Regions from separate parts of the Homo sapiens genome. Here region 1 is linked to region 2. The links are chromatin contacts, found by Hi-C in ENCODE. All regions are on one chromosome and are shown on one strand. Each heading gives the region's core, a stretch centred on a gene start or an enhancer-like site at or near the end of the contact. The rest is flanking DNA. Distances are from core to core; before and after follow the strand shown. Region 1 holds the start of FAT1 (FAT atypical cadherin 1). Region 2 holds the start of TENM3-AS1 (TENM3 antisense RNA 1).

Region 1 (3,794 bases), core at 1,188-3,687, 4.6 Mb after region 2:
CAAACTGAACAATTAAGTGAGACCAAAAGATAGAGTTTGGCTTCAACTTCTACATAATTTGGTCAAAAGAACAATTATCTAGCGCAAATCCCACTCATAAAGATTAAACAGCACATCCAGCCTTACGGCTCCCTGCTATTAAATCAGGTCCTTTAGGCTACAAATTATGCCACTGAGACAGAATCTAATGCAATAATAATGTACTAATTTGATTTGGCTGATTGATTCTACGTAAAATCAGCCAAACTTGGGTGGAAAGCAAGCGGGTAAAGTGTTAAAACATAATCTCTAAGATCCTATCCACCTCTAACATTCAAAGAAACGACTGCTTCAAAGGGACCTCAAAGCAAAGTCTAAAGGCAATGGAAAGGTAGAGGATGATCAGGGGAATGAAAACAGAATTAGTTTGTGCATAATTTTTAAAGATTTTTCTTCTCTTCTTTTTCTTTTCTTTTTTTTCCCCAGGCTGAATTGCAATGGCACGATCTCGGCTTACCACAACCTCCGCCTCCCGGGTTGAAGCGATTCTCCTGCCTCAGCCTCCCAAGTAGCTGGGATTACAGGCATGCACCACCACACTCCGCTAATTTTGTATTTTTAGTAGAGACGGGGTTTCTCCATGTTGGTCAGGTTGGTCTCGGACCCCCGACCTCCGGTGATCCGCCCGCCTCGACCTCCCATAGGGCTGGGTTTACAGGCGTGAGGCACTACGCCCGGCCATAATTTTTAAACATTTTTCTGTTGGCACCTGTCCGGACCATGGATTTAAATGATCTACTAACATGATGAGAACCCAACGGGGATACTTCAAAAGAGACAAATGAATATACAGGTGGCCCGAAATGATTTTATAAAGTCCTCTAACAACCACACTTCTTTCCAGAGTGCCAAAGAATTTGGCTCATTTAAGGTGTTCATTTTTCAAAAAATGGTTATACAAATGCAAACTTCATTCAAATCAAACCTTACCTTGAGCTTGTTAAATGCCATGTTTAGCATCACTCAAGGCTTATACCAATTGTTGTTTTAAAAAATTACATAGTGCTTTAAGTATTTTTACATCTTAAATACAAAGGAATAATTCTAACTGTGGAATCAGAGCTGTCTTCCTAAGACAAAAAGACAAAGACAAATATCACAATTAACTATTAACTGGAGAAACACCTTTTCAAACGTCCCTGTAACAACTGGATGTGTTGGACAGCATAACCAAACTCATTAAGAATAGTGTGAAAAACATCACCATTACCTAGTTCTCACACACAGATACCTTCTTAAACTATCGAAACCTGTATCTGAATATACGAAGCATTAAGAATCTGCTTTTGAAAAGGAAATGAATATCTGAAGGTCATTTTCTTTTCAATCTTTTCTCATACTAATAATCACTGTTAATATCCACTTTTAAAAAATCGCCTCTATCAGGCACCCGGGAATTGCTTAACAAAAGCCACTTAATGAAACCACAGTTCAGACAAAAAAAAAAACTTAACTGCATAGAAAATATTTATGAGTTTACTTTCCTAACTCATACAATTGCGTCCTTGTTTCCAAAGCCTTGCAATTCACATCAGCGGGAACAAAAAAATCTAACACACAGCAGAAAGCTGGCTCTCTAAAAGAAAGCATTTTTTTTTAAAGGCAATGAAGGACCAAAAACTCTTTCTTTTAAAAAGATCTTAGAAGTTCCTCCTCCAGAGAAGACAGAAAACACTGACAAACCGCACATTGTGCAGATGTTCAGCCCCGAAATGCAGCCTCGCAGCCCTTCACTCCGCAGTCCACCGGTTGCATCTGCACCTCCGGGCAGCGCTCCTGCAGGGCGCAAACACCCAGAGACCCAGGGACCCGGCAGCCCCGCGCAGGCCTCCCGCGTGCACCGCTCAGCGAGCGGGTCTTTCGCAGACGGCGGGATGCCCCAGGAGACCGCGAGGCCGGCGCAGCCCGGCGAGCTCCCGGAGGGAAGGCGGCGTGTCAGAAAGGATCGGACCCCAGCAATGGCCCCGGATCGGTCCCGCGCGGTCGCCTCCTTTTCCCGCTCCGCCGCCGGGACCCCCCTAGCCAGTGCTGAATTTCCCAACTGGGAAGGACCGAGTCACTCCACCCTCCGGGAAGTCGCGCGCTCATCCGTTTTCGGCAGCGCCGGAGCCCGAGCCGGGGACCGGGCGGACACCCACAGAGTCCGCACCGCAGCGCGCTGCACGCTCTCGCCCCCGCCCGCCGGCCCGCGCCCCAGCGAACTAACCGCAAAGTTGGCCCGAAGTGGCGACGGCGCTCTCGTGGAGCTCACCCGCCGTCTCAGCGCGCCCCCGAGCAGGGACCGGGCCTGCCGGGGCCCTCGCCGGGCTCGCGCGTCCGCATGGTACCTGCCGCACGAGCCGCTCCCGCGCCCTCTCCCCGCGCCCGGCCGCCCAGCTCGGCGCCGGCGCCTCACGCTCCCCGAGCGCAGGAGATCCCTCCGCCCCGGCCCCGCCCGCCGGCGCCGGCGCTCATTTCTCGGGCGCGGAAACTCGAGCCCACTTTCCCCGGCTGCCGGCTCTGGGACCGCGGGCTCGGCCACGCAGTCCCGCCCGGACCCAAAGAGCCCCAGTCCCTGCGAACACCAGGTCCGTGCTGGGAGACGAGAAGGCGCCCAGCGGGGTCTAGCGCGGCTCCGAGGGGCAGGGCGAGGCTTGTGATGCCGAGGTTAGTTACGGCCAGCCACAGGCGCTGTGCAAGGAATTGGGGAAAGCTCCCTGCCAAGAAAGGGAAACGTTAGCTTAGCTAAAAAAAAAAAAAAAAAAAAAAGGCTGGGGCCTAATGAGAAAGCTTCCCAGAGGCATCCCTTTAGCTTTTCCATAGCCTTCTGGGAGCCCCTGAATCTGCATTTGAATGGCGCGGCTCTGGGTCCGCGAAGGTTTGGTGGGCTGAAGTCGTCCTTCAGGTCTCCAAAGGAATGCAGCTAGGTCGGAATCTACTTCCTCCTTCAATCCCCAGAAAATGGAAACGCTTCCCCCGCGACCTTTTTCTGCCGAGTTAGACCCCAGGCCCTCCCCGCCGCGGGCGCCTGGCCTCCCCCGCTGACACCCCGGACGCCCAGGCCTGTGGGACAAAAGGCAGTCGCGGCGTCCCGCGGGCTTCCTAGCCCGGGAGTCGGCCCCAGGGGCCCCAAAGCGTGACCCCAGGCCGACAACTGCAAGTTCCTAGGCAGAGGGGAAGCCCCAGCGCCGAGAAGCCCGCTCCGAGAACTCCCCGCGCCGGGCGCCCAGCCTGAGCGTCCCGGGCGCGGAGCCCATCCCCGGTGCGGGCAGGGCTCCAGCCGCAGGCTCGGCGCAGGGCGGACTCGGCCGAAGCCCGGAGGGCCGGAGGCGCTGGGACGCAGCCCGGACAAGAGGGCGGACTTGATCTCGGAAAGTTTGTGGGACTCAGGCATTTTAACACTGGGAAGACAAAGAGATCCGATTTCCCTGGGACTGGTGAGGGGAGCTTGGCGGGGAGGGGAACGGCAGGGCAGTCAAGTGTGAAAGAGAATTTCCTGGGTTCAAAGTTAACGCAGTCACCTTATAAGCCATCTTAGAGGTGACCGGAAAAAATAATAATAATAAAGGTGTCTAGCAGGTTGTGGCTGGGAAGGAAAAATAATGCCTGCAAGATGAGTGTGCCGATTCGTAGCCCTATATTCCCTGCCCACCAGTTGGAATACACATAGATTCACACATCCAGCAAATGCAAACTCCATCATCCAAAGACGTGTTTGTCCCGGCCATAATTGCTCCAAGTGCTTACAGGTCAATTTCATACATGGAACACCTCGA
Region 2 (4,348 bases), core at 1-2,500:
AGACAATTGTTCTGCTGCAGTGCCCACCAGGGGCTGGTAAGGAAGTCTGAGTGTTTACTGCCTCCCTTCCCTGTCCAAAGGTCATTTGCGCTTTTCGGTCTCGGACGAAAGAACACTGTGGAAAGGAAGGCGCGGGTCATTTTCAGAGGCTCTGCAAAGGACGGGCCGCCTACCGGGGGTGGAAATCCTTAATTACACCCTTCTGCCTCGGAATCCGTCTTCCCGGCAGTGTCTTGCACTGCCACCTCCTCGGGTGACTCAGCTGACCTGAAATGCCCACCCTACGGAAGATCAAGAAAAGTAGTTTTCTAAGAAGGTTAGAGGTTTGATTACACAGAGAAGTGTTTCCACTTAAGTCCAAAGCAATTACCCGCCCCCTCCCCCAGGGCCGCCTCCCCGCCACCCGCAGCAGAAAAGGACAGACCCCCACGCACGTACCCCCATTTTGTTGGTGCGTGTGAATTTCAAATGGCGCAGTAAGTTCATTAGTGTTTTCAATCGGCGGCGGGCAGACCCCTCATCAGAGCCGAAAGCCGGCAAGAGCCATTCATCAGCGTGAAGTGTTATTCACGGATGACCCCTAAATCACGGCGAGAGTAGTAAAGGCACTGATTGGTCACAGCATGGGAGCCTCGGTGCTTTCCCGAACCCGACGCGGCCGGGAGGAGGGAAGGAGGGAGGGGCGGCGAACGTGGTTCAGTCCGGCAAATCCCATTTGACAGAAAAAGGCAGTAAACGGGGAATCTCTTTTTTTGAATAAAGAAGAAGAAGAAATAAAGTACCTGTCATCTTGACAAGTGGCGGAGCGGAGGAGTCAAGGATTATAAATGATCACAGCCAGGTCCAGCTCGCCCCGTGATTGGGCTCTCCCGCGATCTGCACCGGGGGAAGCGCATGGTAGGCTCCTCTCCTCTCCTCCTCTCCCTCGCACACTCCCGCACACACACACACACACACACACACGGACACGTGTACGCGCCCGGGCTCGGGCACACTCGGCCCGGCGCGTCCCCCGCCGCACAATTACGGTCCTGGATGCCGCTCCCTGGCCGGGCGTCCCGCGGGCCTCCTCACCTGGCCCTTCTCGCCTTCCTCCTCCCTCGCCTCCCCGGTCCTCCCGCTCGCGGGCTGAACCCCGAAAACTCCGGCCCGGCCTGGTCCGCCGCCTTGGAGGAGGCTGGAGGGGCCGGCGGGCGGGGAGAGGGGGAGCGCGGGGGAGAGAAAGAAAGTGAACTCATTGGCGCGCGGGCGCCCTCCCCTCCCGCGTCCCCGGGCCGCGCGGCCGGGGGCGGGCAGGGAAGGAAGTTGTAACACTCGCGCCCCCTCCCCGCCCCCGCCCCGCCGGCGCCCGCTCCCCGCTCCCTCGGCGGGGCCCCCCTCCCCCGCGCCCGGCTCCTTTGAATTTGGCCCGGCGCGGTGTGCGCGCGGCTCGGGCGGACGCGGCGGCTGCTGCCGGGGAGCGAGCCGGCGGCGCGGGCGAGCCGAGCGCGGTAAGTGCGGCGCCGCCGCCGGCGCGCCCTCCTTCCTTTATGGGGTCCTAGTGCCGGGCCGCGGCGCCGGGAGCTGGCGGGCGCGAGCTGGGACGGCGCGTGGCCCCGGGAGGCGGCGGACGCGGGGACATCTTCTCAGCGCGCGGATTCTCTCCACGGTCCGGCCTCCCCGTCCCCGCCCCGCCCTCGCGCCAGCCACCTCCGGCCGCCGGCTCAGGTGGGAACTTCGCCGGCGCCTCTCGCCCGGGGAGCCAGGCGCCGCGCCCCCGTACTGGGGAGCCCCGGGGTCCCTGAGGAAGGCAGTCCGGAGGCTGGGCGCCCAGTGGGGGCGGGGAGGGGAGCCCGCCAGGTCCTCTTCGGCCCCCGATGTGTGGCGAGGCCCCGCGTCTTCTGCGGGGGCGTCTTAACAGGATCCTGGGGGGCTTCCAGCGAGCGGAAAGCCCCGGGATGTCACCGCTTTCCGGGGCAGGCAGGGGACAGAAGGCTTCTGCAGCGATCAGGGAGCCAAGTTGAAAAGGAGTGAAGGAGGGAGAGTGCGGGGCGAGGGGTAGCGTGGGGAGTGGTGGATCACGGCTGAAACTTGATCGGGAAACTCTGGATGGGGTTGGAAACACACACAAAATATCCTGAGCTGGGCGTTTCAAAAATTACGAATTTATGAGCCTGCAACTGAGATTCTAAGTCCCTCTCGTGTTTTACAACCGATTACAAAGAGCTTCACGTATTTTAGGTTGAGGCGGGTTGTGTCTGATTGATCTTTGCTGAGCATCTTACTATGCAGCTTGGATTCCATTCTTACTGCCTCACCTTTAAGGTAGCTGGAGTGGTAACTTGTTAATTTTTATTGTAGAGAGAGGGTAACAAGTACTTGTACCGTGTAATACATCACACACGTGTGTTTCCCCAAGTCACTGTAATTTGGAGGTAGAGAAAAGTTTCCAGGTACGTGTGAGGAGGTGCAATGGAAATGAAAGGCTGAGAGCTGTCCTAGACTTTTTACAGGGCCCCAGACGGCTGGGATGCCCGAGAACAGGACTGTCTCTTCATCATGCTCTATTTCTTATCTTCTGACAATGTATTTTGTCAAACATTGGTAGACTCTGGCAGAATCCACTGGGTGGTCTTTTCACTAGAAATAGACATATGTTGAGGCATTACCTTTCCCTTCTCTTGTCAAAAGAAAAAAGGTGGATATGGCATCTCTGGAAAGCTTGGAAGAGTATCCCAAAAGATGGTATTGTAACTGAACAGAACTTGGTGATTTGATCCCTTAGTGAATTTCTTTAAAATAATGACGCATATCCCTTTTTCCCCACTGCCTACTTGGAGAAGTATTTGTAGTCTTTATGTATTAATATATTGAGAACAGACTGACTTTAGAATTAAGAGCAACTGTGTAATAATAATTATCTATTTTAATATTTCAATTAAAACAAGATTTTATAAATTCAACAATCTTGCTTTGTGCATTCCTTAATACACTTTTAATTATCTAAAACTTCGAGCATGTATATCTTAATATATAAAATTCTTGTATGAGCCCTGAAAGTTTGGATTTGTAATTCTAAATGCAGAGTAAATATTTAATTCTTGATCTAAGAGTGAGAGGTTAGTTCAGTAATAAGACTTGCTAATCCCACTTTAAAATGTCATGGCATTCACAAATTATTCCTAAATTCTTCAAAGATAGGAGTTTATAATGAGTTTAGTTATTCTATTGTGTATTTCAGGATTGTCTGTATCTCTTCCTGTTGCATTTCCCTTAACAATCTTGTTCTTTTTTTCTTACACGAATTTTATTATTCCTCTTAATCAAAGATTTTTTTCTAATAGTAAACAAATATATCTTATGTTAAATAACTTAGAAAAGAATAGTTAGAAAAAGTAGTTCAAATCAAACACACATTTTACATGCACTGCACAGTTTTTATAAAAAATGTAGTTGTACTAATCACCATGCTAACGTTTATATATTTGGAAAACTCTGTGAACCCCCTGTGCCAATAGCTTTATGTTAGCAACCTATGCACCCTAATGAGGATTACTTGATTATTGGGAATAAAGCAGATAGATTTATGGAATTGTGACTAGTTATTCCTCCAAACGGGATTATTTTGCATGGCTGTGTTTATTTTCTAGAAAGATGTTTTAGGTAAATTATTGAGGCTTTTCTTACTATGATTCTGTAGGCGTGTCATCAGTCTTTTGGTTAGAAAAGGGAACCTGCCTTATTAGGGTGAAGACAAAGAAAGATAAGGATGCTTATCTTTGAATAGAAAAAAGCTCCTAAAGAGAGTGAAAACTTTTAAACTTATTCAGAAAGGAAACCTAGCTAAACAATAATGATCCAGTTAGTAAGTTCAAGCTACTCTTTCTTAGCTTTGCTTCTGGGAGCCAAGAGTAATTATTCTGTTTGTAAAGAGTCAAGCAAAGAAGATAGCAGGAAGAAGCGCGTGGCTATCGTTGTGAGTAGAGTGACCTGTCAGAAATACTGAATCACCGTTAGGCTCGGTGTACAAAAAATGATGTCTTTGCAATAGCTGTTAATGTATGTTTGGAGATGCTGAAGTTTATCCTACCTATAGGGATACTAGGGAATAAGTTCAGAGCATGGTCATTGTCTGATATGAAAGCCCAACAAAGCCAAGTTTATTAGTTTATTAATATTGGTTATTTAAATAAATGCATGTGCCTCCTTTTTATTAAACTTTATTTTACCCTGTAAAAATTTGATTTCTGGATGGTGGTTGAATATCATCCAAGTTTTATATTTATTTGAATCAGTGTGTTCAGCAGCTGTGATGAATTGTCTGCCCTTTTCTGGAAGCTGTGCAACCTGTTAAGCATGTTGAATTACA

What was found. Hi-C counts contacts between places; a loop is a spot of excess contacts on that map. Pooled maps may share reads with other maps.
Region 1: a loop to region 2 is called in a map of naive thymus-derived CD4-positive, alpha-beta T cell, with 10 times the contacts of the local background. The contact joins the promoter of FAT1 here to the promoter of TENM3-AS1 in region 2. A Hi-C loop is called at or near these places in 1 of 168 maps with a recorded cell type or tissue (naive thymus-derived CD4-positive, alpha-beta T cell), 1 of 37 single-sample maps with no recorded cell type and 7 of 50 pooled maps.

The regions. Positions count from the first base shown.
Region 1 is chr4:186,721,419-186,725,212 of GRCh38, forward strand. FAT1 (FAT atypical cadherin 1) reads right to left here and starts at 2,438. Exons shown (of 27, transcript NM_005245.4): 1 at 2,246-2,438. RefSeq lists enhancers at 1,879-2,380, 2,881-3,794.
Region 2 is chr4:182,143,265-182,147,612 of GRCh38, forward strand. TENM3-AS1 (TENM3 antisense RNA 1) reads right to left here and starts at 1,251. Exons shown (of 5, transcript NR_125905.1): 1 at 1,075-1,251; 2 at 783-876; 3 at 439-580; 4 at 174-281. It also overlaps a transcript of TENM3 not described here. RefSeq lists an enhancer at 1,508-2,496.